3 separate regions of the Homo sapiens genome follow, and all the other regions are linked to region 2. Evidence: chromatin contacts called from ENCODE Hi-C or POLR2A ChIA-PET data. All regions are on one chromosome and are shown on one strand. The core of a region is the stretch at or near the end of the contact, and the rest is flanking DNA. Distances in the headings are between cores, read along the strand shown. Region 1 overlaps KCNQ1 (potassium voltage-gated channel subfamily Q member 1). Region 2 overlaps KCNQ1 (potassium voltage-gated channel subfamily Q member 1). Region 3 overlaps KCNQ1 (potassium voltage-gated channel subfamily Q member 1).

Evidence for each region. Hi-C counts contacts between places; a loop is a spot of excess contacts on that map. ChIA-PET counts read pairs that join two places held with the same protein, here RNA polymerase II (POLR2A). Pooled maps may share reads with other maps.
Region 1: a map of dorsolateral prefrontal cortex shows a loop between it and region 2 (2.1-fold over the local background). The contact joins two enhancer-like sites. A Hi-C loop is called at or near these places in 1 of 168 maps with a recorded cell type or tissue (dorsolateral prefrontal cortex), 3 of 37 single-sample maps with no recorded cell type and 2 of 50 pooled maps. POLR2A ChIA-PET finds 5 or more read pairs at or near these places in 2 of 52 experiments (H1 and HepG2).
Region 3: a loop to region 2 is called in a map of sciatic nerve, with 2.0 times the contacts of the local background. The contact joins two enhancer-like sites. A Hi-C loop is called at or near these places in 4 of 168 maps with a recorded cell type or tissue (Caco-2, HepG2, heart right ventricle and 1 more), 2 of 37 single-sample maps with no recorded cell type and 3 of 50 pooled maps. POLR2A ChIA-PET finds 5 or more read pairs at or near these places in 1 of 52 experiments (IMR-90).

Annotation. Positions count from the first base shown.
Region 1 is chr11:2,731,042-2,735,038 of GRCh38, forward strand. All of the region lies in intron 11 of KCNQ1 (potassium voltage-gated channel subfamily Q member 1), which reads left to right. Among named protein-coding and RNA genes, the nearest start is that of KCNQ1OT1, 33 kb to the left of the region's middle. RefSeq lists enhancers at 707-876, 3,644-3,997. Within about 2 kb of position 1,255, at least 2 of the 41 ENCODE cell types and tissues checked have a DNase peak (open chromatin) inside an H3K27ac peak, as active enhancers do; they include dorsolateral prefrontal cortex, where a contact is called at or near this core.
Region 2 is chr11:2,532,348-2,535,934 of GRCh38, forward strand. All of the region lies in intron 2 of KCNQ1 (potassium voltage-gated channel subfamily Q member 1), which reads left to right. Among named protein-coding and RNA genes, the nearest start is that of KCNQ1, 89 kb to the left of the region's middle. RefSeq lists enhancers at 349-458, 3,209-3,587 and a silencer at 1,215-1,375. Within about 2 kb of position 1,589, at least 16 of the 41 ENCODE cell types and tissues checked have a DNase peak (open chromatin) inside an H3K27ac peak, as active enhancers do; they include dorsolateral prefrontal cortex, where a contact is called at or near this core.
Region 3 is chr11:2,674,153-2,678,113 of GRCh38, forward strand. All of the region lies in intron 11 of KCNQ1 (potassium voltage-gated channel subfamily Q member 1), which reads left to right. It overlaps KCNQ1OT1 (KCNQ1 opposite strand/antisense transcript 1), which reads right to left. Exons shown (of 1, transcript NR_002728.4): 1 at 1-3,961. Among named protein-coding and RNA genes, the nearest start is that of KCNQ1OT1, 24 kb to the right of the region's middle. Within about 2 kb of position 1,544, at least 9 of the 41 ENCODE cell types and tissues checked have a DNase peak (open chromatin) inside an H3K27ac peak, as active enhancers do.

The sequences.
Region 1 (3,997 bases), core at 5-2,504, 200 kb after region 2:
TTCCTTTGGCCTCACAGCTCAACCTTGGACCCAAAGGTCCTCAGGGACCTGGGGGAAAGAGAGGGCAGCCAGGCACCTCTGTTCACGGCAGGGGCTGCGTTGCCCAGCCTGGCAGAGGGAGGCAGCCCCTAGGTACAGTCCCCTGTGCCCACTCGAGGGGGTGCTGAATTCCTCAAGGCCTGAGTCAGACCTGGTGCAGCTTCATAAAGCCAAGGGTGGCAGGCGGAATCCAAGGGGCCTCACCGCCCATGCACCCCACTGTTGCATGGAGAGAACAATGCCCAAATGCCCTCGTCCCACAGTCGGCATGCCAGACCCCTCGGGAATTCAGGCCTTGGTGAGTCTGGCACATTCCGGCTGTGTGTCAGCGGGAGAGGCCTGGGAAAGGGAGCCAGCACTGCAGGCCGCCCACCACACGCCCACTCGGGCACCGGACACAGGGAAGGCGGACACCCAGGGCGGCCATCTCTCGGGACAGGAGGTGCGGCTCCAGGTTCTCACCCAGGAGAGGGCTTTCCTCCCATGTCAGAGTCCCCTTCGCTGCTTGAGGCAAGCCCTCCGGAACAGACCCATCTTTTGGGGGACCCTGTGGTCATGGAGATCAGGTTCCTAGAATCACCCCCAGCAGCGCACACAGGAGGGCCTGAGGCCCAGAGAAAGGCGCCTGAAGCAAGGGAGGGGAGGGCTGGTCCAGAGTCCCTGTCCCCTCTGCCAGCCACCCAGGAGGCTCCTATGGCCCCATCTCCCAGCTCTTCCGGGTGGAAGACAGTGGTGGGTAACTCACTCAGCTAGAGCGTCTGATCACACCACTGCAGCGGCTGCTCACAGCCTTCACCATCAGGACCACAATTCTGAGGGCCCTTTGGATGAAGCCATCTCACAGAGCTGTCTCCTGCAGAGAGGAGAGGAGAGGGAGGCCGCCTTGCCAGCAGGGGACCAGCGAGGTGTGGCCTGCAAGCCGTGGGCTCCTGTGTTCCTTCCTCCCCCTTCAGAGGAATGGGAGGAAACCAGGCTTGAGTTCCTGATTTTTGCCCTTTAGGGTTTTTAAATTGTGGGAGAGCCAGGAGTGCCTGCGTGGTGGCCTCTGTCGACTCCATTTGCTCTGAAGCGGGGCTGCGGCCAGGCAGTGCCTCTCAGCCTTCTGTTTGGTGGGTGAGGACGATGCTTGGTCTTGCCTCAGGAGCATTGCTGGCACCTCTCATGTGCTCCTGGGCCTCTCCCCAACCCTCACCTTGGCATCCCCCAATATCCAAACAATAGTCCACAAAACAAGCTGCCCCGTGGGCACTGCGAAGACCCTCGGGGCCAGAGCCACTCCCTCAGGGTGCTGAGGCCACCAGCTGGGGCCTCCTCTTTCCACACTATTCCTGACGCCTGGGCTGGGCAGGGGACTCCTGGCTTCGTTTCTTCCCTCGCCTTTGCTGGGCCATCTTTCAGACCTTGCCTGGTACCTTCTCTCCCCGTGCCAAGGCCTGGAGGTGATGTGGATGCAGCCGGGCAGTGAGGAGCGCAGGCGAATGTTACAGCAGGCGCGAGCGAAGGGGCCCGAGGCACCGGTGCTTCCGACGGGGCCCGAGGGCCGTCTGACCTTTCCGGCCACGGGGCAGCAGTTGCGTGAGCAGGAACAATCGCCCCAGTGTGCAAGGCACAAGCGGCCTTTTCTTCCTCACCGGGCCGGCGCACACAGCTCCCAGCCTGGCTTCCCTTGAACAAACATATTTATTGTGGCCGCCACCGAGGCCTCGCCTTGCAGCCGGAGCCTGGGGGCCTCTGTCCCACCCACTGGGGCCCAGGGAGGGGACCCCTGCCCTGGCGGTCTCCCCTGCCCCATGGGCCCCAGCCCCATCTTGCCTGAGGCAGGGGTGGCTCTGGTCCCACCCACCCTCTGGAGGCCCAGAAACTCGAGGCTCCTGCTGGGGGCTGGTGACCACCCACAGGCAGCAAGCCAGCCAGGGTCCTGGGAAGAGGGGGTCTGGGACACAGCCACACCTGAGCCCATCCTCCACCTGGAGCCAGCCCCTTACCTTCTGGAGCCTCAGTTTCCCCCTCTGTAAAATAGGAGGCATCACCCAGCCTTGCACGTCTCCAGTGTCCCTCAGAACGGCTCTGGCCCCGCAGCTGGGGTCTGAAGAGCAGAGCCCTGAGCTCTGAGATCCACTCCCACCCCCACCCCCACCCCCAGGCCTCTCTCTGCCTTCCCTAGTGCTCCTTTGTGTGTCCAGAGGGAAGGGGCATCCTCCATCAGCACTGACCCCACTCAGGCCTCTCAGCTGCACTCAACACAGGGGCTCCCCACACTCGCCCTCCTTCACTGCGACCCCGACCCTCACTTTCCCACAAACCCTCAGTCTCCTTTGCTCAGCTTCCTTCCAGACAGGCTGGCCCAGGCCCTCCCCACGGCTTGGCTTCCCTGGGCGGTGTCAGGCAGGGACAGCAGCCATAGGTGGTACCCCTAGTGAGGGGGACTCATTCTAGTTGCAAAGATACAGGTAGAGCATAGGGACCCCAAAGAGTAGCAGGGGACCCCCGAGGTTGCTGCTGGCAGCTCCTAGGGAGACAGTCGGGCACGGTGGGCACCTTGAGAGGAAGAACAGCCAGGCCTGGGCAGCCCTGGGGGAGGAGCCAGGCCAAGTGTGCTGCCCTCTTGGCCTCAGATCTGAAGCTATAGAGCCTCCTGGAGGGCAGAGGCAGTGGAGAGGGGTCTAGCGGGCAGGAGGGGGACTTCAGGCCTTCCACACACACACACACACACACACACACACACACACACACACTCTCTCACTCTCTCTCTCTCTCTCTCTCTCTCTCTCTCTCTCCCCCCCCACTTCAGGGCCTTCGCGCCCGCTGTTCCCCTGCCCTGCCAGGCGCACCACCCCCGAAACATGCACACGCTCTCCTCTTCCCTGCTTAATCCTCTTGAGTCTTCAGGCCTCAACCCACGCTTCCCCTGAACATCCTCCTCAGAGCAGTTGCGCGCTCTAAATCAGGACCACCTTGCGGTTCTCCCAGCCCCAGCCTTGCCTTTCTAGTGGTTCTGGCCTCTGATCACAGGCACAGTTTCAAGCTTGTCTAGCACTGGCAGGGGTGGTCCTGCTCCGGCCCCAGGGCCCGCAGGTGTGTGTGAGAGGTGCATGGTGGACGTCCAAAGAATAAACGAATGAACCATCCAAAGCACAGGCCAGAGGCAGATTGGGAGGGTCAGGTCCTAAGAGGCCTCAGGCCGGAGCCCAGCTGCAGAGCAGGGCAGGGGTGGCCAAAAGGCGCCTAGAAGGCTGGACTTTCCGTGAGGTGGCGGGGAGCACCAAGGGTAGAGGCAGGGGAGCAATGGATGGGTTGAATGAGGAAGCTTCACAGCCCCCCGGCCACCGCAGGTCGGGGGAGCACTGTCCCCGGGGCCCCGCAGCCAGCTGTGCTGGGCAAGGCAGGACGGGATCCTTGGTGATGGGCAGAATGTGGGGAGCAGGGTAGGACGGGCCCCTTGGCTGAGAGCCAGATGTGGGGAGCGGGGCTGTCGAGGCTGATCTCAGGATGCTTGCTGCGGCTGCTGGGTGGGGGATAACAGGGGTTTTCCGAGGCCCTGAAGGACTGGAGAGTAGGAGCAGGTCTCGGGGGTAGCTTCCTGAAGAGATGAGTCAGGTCCCAGGCACATTCAGTGCCAGCCAGGGAGGTGAGAGGTAATCCTGGAAGCTGCTATGTAGACAGAAGCGAGGGCAAGACCACCGCTCCTCCGCCATAAACCGTGTTGGATGGGCCTCCTGCCTCCTCCAGCCTCAGTTTCCCCCACTGTGAAATAGGGATGACCTCCTGTGCTGGGGCCTGGCTGTGGCTTCCCAGGCCCCGGCTGGGACCACCGCAGAGGTGATGTCTCCAGGAGGCTTCTGGGCCAGCAGCATGTTCCAGTGCGACACATGTGCCCCGGAGTGGCCGCGTGCCCAGCCGGCTGTGCACGCTGCCCCAGGCTGGTGGGGTAAGCGCCTCGGAGGGCACACTAACAAGA
Region 2 (3,587 bases), core at 339-2,838:
GCTCCCGGCTTCAGCTGCCCCTGCGTGATGGAGACACCCTCCCACTCGCCTTGCCACACTTCCCAGCAGTCTCTCGAAGCACTGGCCGCGTGGAAACAAATCCTTCAAGGGGATTTGAGGGTCCAGCTGTCACTCAGTCATGGCCATGGTGGGGGCACGTTGGGGACACAGCAGAGAGTGAGGCAGCCGTGGGCCTGGCCTTGACAGGCGGATGTACAGACACATCAGGGCCGAGACTGAGGCGTGGGCTCTGGGTGGGGAGACAGTGACCACTTGCTTGGAGGAGGGGGCGCTCAGGTGGGAGGGGCACAGTGAGAAGGAGGTAAGCTGGTGCTGGCGGGGCAGGCAGGGACCCCTCCCAGGGCTCACAGCTTCCAGCGGACAGCAGGCACAGGGCTGTGGGGATCAGAGCACAGGCAGAAGTCACCTGACAGCAGGTTCCCGAGGCTTCAGGCCTGGAGGAGTGAGGACGGCTGTTGGGTTCTTGATTCCAGCAGAGGGAGGCTGTGCAGGGTTGCAGGAAGGACGGTTGGGGGCGCTTCGGGGAGGTACGAGAAGCAAAGGTGTTTGCAGCCCTTGGGGCCAGGCGGCGGGAAGGCCTGTAGACGCCAGAGGGCGCTCGTGCTACATGCAACTCAGGAGCTGCTGGCACCCGCCAAGGAGTGCTGAGCGCGGGGAGCCCAAACCACAGCCTTGGGGAACCCAGGAGGGGCCGGGCGGGTGCAGGACCCGCATGAGGGATTCCGAGAGCACGATGTTTAAATGTTGGGGGAAAAAATGGATCAAAGCGATGTGTTCCCAGGGAGCCCCTGTTTTCTCGTTTCTTTTCGTACGCCCAGCTTTGCAGTGCCAGAAAGCTGTTATCTCAGCACTGCTAAGGAAACCCCAGCGCGGCCTCGGAGGGATTAGGCATTCTGCTGAACCAGGGATATGCGGTGGGCCTGAAAAAGCCATTTCGGGAGGAATCTGGTCTCGGCTGGGGTCCGGCCGGCACCGTGAACACCACGTGAACACCACGTCGGAAATCTGCTGGGCAGGGAGATTTCCTCAAGGCCTCCCAGGGAGGAGAGCCACTTCCTGGGCTGCAAAGAGGGCCCCAACCTGGCTTCTGAATTCAGAGGGGGCTGTGTGTGCACGTGTGTACGTACGTGCATGTGCACGTCTGTGTACCCATGTCTGTGGAAGTGGCACACGTGTGCATGTGTGCACTCAGTGTACGTGTGCGTGCCTGTGGGTAGCTCCGTGCGCACATGCGTACACATATGCCTGGTGTGTGTGTGCACACGTGTGTCTGACGTGTGTGTGCTTTGCGTGTTCTTGCCTGGGAAGGAGTTCCCGGTTTGGGTGGCTCTCCTGTTTCTTGCCGAAGCCAGCTGCTGCTAGAAACTGGCCCCCTGCTCTCTGCAGTAAGAGACCCTGCCCTGGCCCAGGTGAGGGCCTGGCTTTTGTCTCCAGGATCACAGCTTTTGTCAAACTCCACACAAAGAGAGAGGCACTCAAAAGCACAACACAAACACGGCTAGTCCGCGCCTTTGGTGGTGAACATACCAGGGAATTGTCCTGCAATGCCTGTGGTTAAAAAACCCCGTGAGCTGCGGCCCCGGAGGCCTAGGGGATGAGGTCATCGCTGCGGCTTCCTCCCCTCTGCTGAGGCTCCCTCCGCCCCGCCCGGTGGCCCACCCCTCCCGCCAGCTGCAGCCTCCACTGCCTGGGTTTCTGCTGCGCCTTCAGCACACAGCGAGGCCTCAGTTTCCCTCCCAGCTCAGAGCAAGGCCTCAGTTTCCCTCCCAGCAGCAAAGTGAGACCCTGTAGGGAGTCTCTGGGCCTCCGTGACGGCCCTGGGCGGCCCTCTCTGTGGAACAAGGTCGGGTCCTGTCCTCAGCGCCCTGGCCTCCACTTGCTCAGGGCGCCCGCAGGCCCGCAGGTCCTCACCTGGTGTTTTTCACCTGGGACCCGCAGCTGCTCTGATGAGGAGCCTGCTCTGCGCACGGCCTGGGGCGGTTTCCCGCAGCACCATTTCTGCCGCTGCCGGGAAAAGACGCAGAGCAAAGGCACCTTTGCCCAGGTTGGGGAACCAGTGGGTGACTCAGGATTTTCCTCCACCCACCCCGAGGTCTGACTCCCTCTGCAGCTGCCGCCCGCTGAGGGTTGTCTTCCTCCCTGCCTGCCTCGCCCTGCCTGGTGAGCTCCTATGGGTCTGACGAAGCCCCGTCCTGCACACTTGCTTCGGGGGCAACTCCCCACTAGACTGGTTGCCCAGGGACGGGGGTACCCACTCCCTCCTCAGGGCTGCAGGGTGCTCTGGGAAGAGTTGTGTCCCTCTGTGGGCCTGTGGGCTCACTTGCCTTTTTGTCCCTGTCACTTGGGAGCTACCCAGCTAAGACCGGTCCCCACCACCCAGGCCACTCTGAGGCTTCAGAACGCGGTCGTCTTCTCCCTGGCAGGGTTGTTTCCGCCTGCATTTGTTCAGCCAGCAAATCTTTATTAAGCACCTACTGTGTGCCAGGATCTATGTGCAAGCAGCCCATGGGCTCATGAAAGGCAGAGCTGGACTGAGATTCCGCACCCCTGGGATCCTCACTGCAGGGCCCTGTGTATGTGCGGGCTGGAGCCCTGGTTCCTGTCTGCACTGAGCCCCTGGAGCTAGGCCCAGAGGACTTGACAGATGTGGGCCCTCTGTCTGCACAGCCCCCAGGGCACGGGGTGGCCTGCAGCTCTGCCCAGCCAGACTTCAGGTCACTGCCCCATGAGCCTGTAGGAGAAACTTCTCACTCATCTGTCCTGAGACCTGCCTGGAGCCCACCCCAGGGAGACAGAGGCTCTCGGAGCCTGTTCAGGGTGAAAGGACGCTAGACACTGGCCTGCAGGCTTTGGGCGGGTAAGGGTAGCGAAGGTGAAAGTGGACCAGGGGCAGGTGGAGCAGGGTAGGCCCAAGTGTCTGTCTGGGGCAGCTGGGGACACCCAGGTGGGCTGAACTTCAGCTGCCACCCAGCTTCAGCTGCCAAGGCTCCTCCCGGGTCAGGGTCGACCCCTGATGTCCCGGCAAGAGTTCCAAGAACAAAGGCTCAGAATCCACCAAGCGGAACTTGAAGCCACTGCCCTGTGGGGACAGGAGAAGTGACTTGGCCGGCTCTCCGGAGCCCAGTGTTGATCACTGAGGACCACCGGATACAAGTCCCTCCTGCCTTCCCCTTTAGTGACACTGAAGCTGTTGAAATCCCCATCCACCAGGAGCTCCTGGTCCTGGGGAGCCCTGTGCAACCCACTCACTGCCTTTCAGAGCCCTGTGGCGTCTCTCTCATGCGCTGGCCGTAGAGCTTCCTGAAAGCATCTCTATCACCCACTCTGCACCTGAGAGAGGGCGGTCAGGTGACTGGTACCCCCTGAAGACCTGGGACCAGGCCCCCTGCCTCTGGGAATCCATCAAAATGCTCCCTTCTGAGGCCGCTTTGCTGGGCGTAGGATCAGCCTTGCTTTGAGGGCTGTTTAGGAGAGGAACCCCGGCGCTGCTGCTCCCCGGAGGCAGCCAGTGCTTGTGATGGGCACCCTGCCTCCAGTGTTCTGCTTCAGGGTGTGGGATGCACAGC
Region 3 (3,961 bases), core at 294-2,793, 140 kb after region 2:
GGAAGGAATGTGACCAAGGCTGGGTGTGGCTGGGGAGAGCACAGCCAGTTGTGGGTTTTTCTTGGGGCCCAGATAGATGTGAGCAGAGCTGGAGGCCCCTCTCTCCCAGCCCCCGGCACACACACTAGGACCTTTCTTCATCATGCAGCCGTAGAGCTGGAGGCCAAGGACACCCTCTGGAAATCTGAATTCCATTCGCTCTTGGCAAAGAGCAGCTTCCTGCTTAGGGAAGGTGCATGCGTGCGTGTGTGTGTGCGCGCCCGCGCGCACACGACCACAGAGGCTGGGGGGAGGCACGTGGGGAGGAGGGCTGCCTGTCGAGATGTGTAAGATGGCCCCAGTGTTACTAGGCACTAGATGGCACTTGCAAAGCCCATTCGGAGGATTTAGACAAATACCTCGAGTGAGTGAATCTGAAGCATGCTAGTTGTGTTGCCTTTTAAATAGGCTCTGGCTTAAAACAGTCACAGCGAAACATGCCTTTGAATTGGAAAGCCAGAACTTTTTGCAAAATAATTTGAAAAGTTTGTTGAACCTTAAACCTTTCCTGATGACTCCTTCCTTCTGAACTTAACTCGTTAAAGTTGCTCCAATCCCAGCCCAGTGCCAGACCAGCTTCCTGGAAACTCTCGCCAACTGCTGGCCTTTGGAAAGGCTTGTCACCCTAATAGCTGTTTTTTAAAAAAAAAAAAAAAAAAAAAAAAAAAAGCTCACTGGGCACCTTGGCTGCAGGGTCTGAAAAGTCCTTTGTGTTAGCTCCAGCTGCAGAGTTTTTCCAGGCCTCGCTTCTGGGGCTGACTGGAGCTGTTTCTCTTCGTTTCCTCTTACAGTGGCGGGCACTCAGCCGGCTTCTTCCCGCCTGACTTCTCTGCCAGAGCCCAGGTGGGGGACGGGGATGCCAAGGGCAGAGCCCCTGGAGAGGCTAGTGTGGGCATGTCCTGAGTGGACAGACCTGAAGGTGGGTTCACTAGCCTCTTTCTCCCATCCTTCACCCTATTAGAGGTAGTGCTCTAGCGGGGAAAGATTAGGGCCCCTCTAGGTCAATATTGTGTCATTTCCCCAGAATAGCCAGGGCCAAACCAGCTCCCAAGCAGTACTGTTTCAGAAGTGAAGATAACTCACCTCTCCCAAAAGCAGAGTTTTGGCAATATAAAACATGAAAGTGGGATGGGATCTAAGTCATATTTTTTTAATGAGTTTAAAACACGTGTGTGCATTAGAAAACATTTAAACACAGATATTGGGCAAATTAATTGAAAAATATATTGTCATTTTGCGTTAAAATAAAAGATGATCTGAAAATGGAAAAAAGTTACATAAAAACGTAAATATTTCATGAGACATAGCAGTCACAACATGCCATACACATTTCTTCCAGAATCACTCCACTGGAAATTCTGTAATAAGACATACGTAACAGTTTCACTTCCTAGGAGATCCCAATTGCTCCTCAGATAGGGTGGAGAGCACCCCTTATTAGAGGGTGGTTGGGCTCTCTAGGAGCCCGCCCAGGGCCTGCCCTGACTCTGGCTCTGCCTTTCCCTGTCAAAAACCTCTTTGTGCTGGAGCAGCCCCTGCTCCACAGAGTGACATGAACCAGAGACTCACAGCACTGTGTGCGGGGAGCTGCTGCCCGCAGGGCATACCAGCCACGTGCATGCAGGGCTGCACACTGCCCTACCGTGCATCCACTGCCTGGCCAACACCTGCCTTCTGGGGAGCCAATCGTGCTTTATGTATTCAAGGGTTGTGCTACAAAAATCATACAACAGTCTTTACACACATGGTAAAACCAATTCAGAGTACAAAAGGGGTGAAAAATAACACTCTCCCCACCCAACCCTAATTCCCAAGTTTCCTTCCCTAAAGGTTACCACTCAACACTTTCCTATTGCATCTTTCCAGACGTATTTTATATAAACAAATATACGTGTGTCTGTGTGTGCATGTACTTAGTAGATACGGCTCCTTTTTATACAAATGGTAGCATACTGTATGTATTTTTCTACACTTTGCCTTTGACTTCTTCCATAGGTATGCCATACTTCTTTTTGAGCTGTACATACAATGCTGATTTATTATGGTGCAGTACATCTGAGAAGCATTTTTATTGCAAAATGTGTGTTTACATGTATACAGACACACGTGTGAACAGGTGATGGCTCTGAACAGTGTAGTTGAAGTGCTGTTTTCTCATGGTTGGGCTTCCAGTATAATTGGAAGGAGCATAGTCTCTGTGTTCAGCTAGAGATTTAGCCCAATGGGCTGGGCTTTTCCCAGATAGGACATGCTCACTGTTCTGCTCAGATTGTTAGCTGTAGTCTTTCTGGCATCAGTTCCATTTCTGGTGAACACTTGGACTTGGCAAAAGGCATAGAGGTAGTGGTACAGGAAAGGTCTAAGAAGGCTAAGGACCATCATACTGGGTATTCAACAGCCAGCTCTCCAAAGAGGCCTCTAAGAAATGGGTAGCTTCACAGATTCACAGATAGATAGTTCATTAAGGTCTTGAGTATTTCCAAGGGAGCACTAACTGGACTACAGCCTGGCAGGAGATAACCAAGTCATATGCATAGTGGCTTTGGGTACGATGGTCTGCTGTATGAAGCAACCCTAGGACATTTGAAGAGAATGGAGTGATGGCCAGTGTATTGTGCTGGGATCTACCACAGGGGTCATGTTGTAATGACACCTGTCAGCTTTGACTGGGGAGCCCTTTCATTTCTTAGTAAGTGTTCAGCCCCAGTGTGCACCACTTAAAAGGAAGACACTGGTATGTTCTGGAGATGGATCTGTATTAAGACATCTAGCAAATCTCCTTTTCATTAACAGCTGCAGAGTTTCATTGTGCCATGATTTATGGAACAGATCCTCTGTTGATGGATATGTAGGGCAGCTAAAAAACAGCAGCCATTAACCATTCAAATATATTCACTACTGAAATGACCACTTATGAAATTAGTTTCCCTGAAACATCCCTCCCTATTGAACACTGTTGTTTCTCCCTATCCATCTTATCCCTACTTGTATCTCTGCTGACTGACCTCTTTGGCTGTCTCTTGTCAACCAAAGACAATATAAAGCACACACAAAGTAAAGAGGAACTTATAAAGAGGAACTGTAAATCTTGTCAAAATAGGAGATTTCATCAAGTTAAAGAAAATGATGTCAAATGATTTCTCAAATAGAGACTGGGCAGAGTAGACCAGTTAGTTAATCAGTTGAAGAGGAAACCAAGATCGATGCCTAGATAAGCATTTCAGAGGACAGCAGGGGAGATGATAATTGATGCAGGTGGCCTCTTGGTCAAGCAGTGAAACCATGCCATACTTCTACAAAAAATGATCCTCTCTGTGGAAGTGCTGCCAACATCCTCTGCCAAGTATAAAAGATGCCCTCAGATGTTACCATATAATGCTTTACAAAAGACAAACCAAAATCCCCTCTGGATTTGTTTTTTTCTAAAACGTGTACATAATTGTAACTCTAACAACTGTTATTGCATATGAGATAAAATAATATTTTAACTACTGTTATTTTTCAAATTAACTTCCCAATCAAATATCTCTATTGTAAAATTTTGGTCTCCGTTTTCAGTGGATTTACTTTAAGAGATCCTCCCTTTCCCCCCATTTCCAGCAGGATTAAAATGTTCATTTATGTTGTGATAGATACTGCCAAATAAGGGCTGTACCATTTACATCACTTTGACTGCACAAATGCACTTTCTTCCCCCACCCTTACCAAGTGTATACTCAGGTTTTTATCTTCATTCATTTCATAGATGAGAAATGGTACACTGGAGCTTTAATTTACATTTCTTTTGTTGGAAATGAGGTTTTTATCTTTCCAAATGCTTAAAATCATTTGTTTTTCTTTCTTGTGAACTATTTCTTCATACCCTTTGGACTTTGTAAAATACCTTGTCTTACTGATTTGTAGAAACTTGCTTTGTCATATT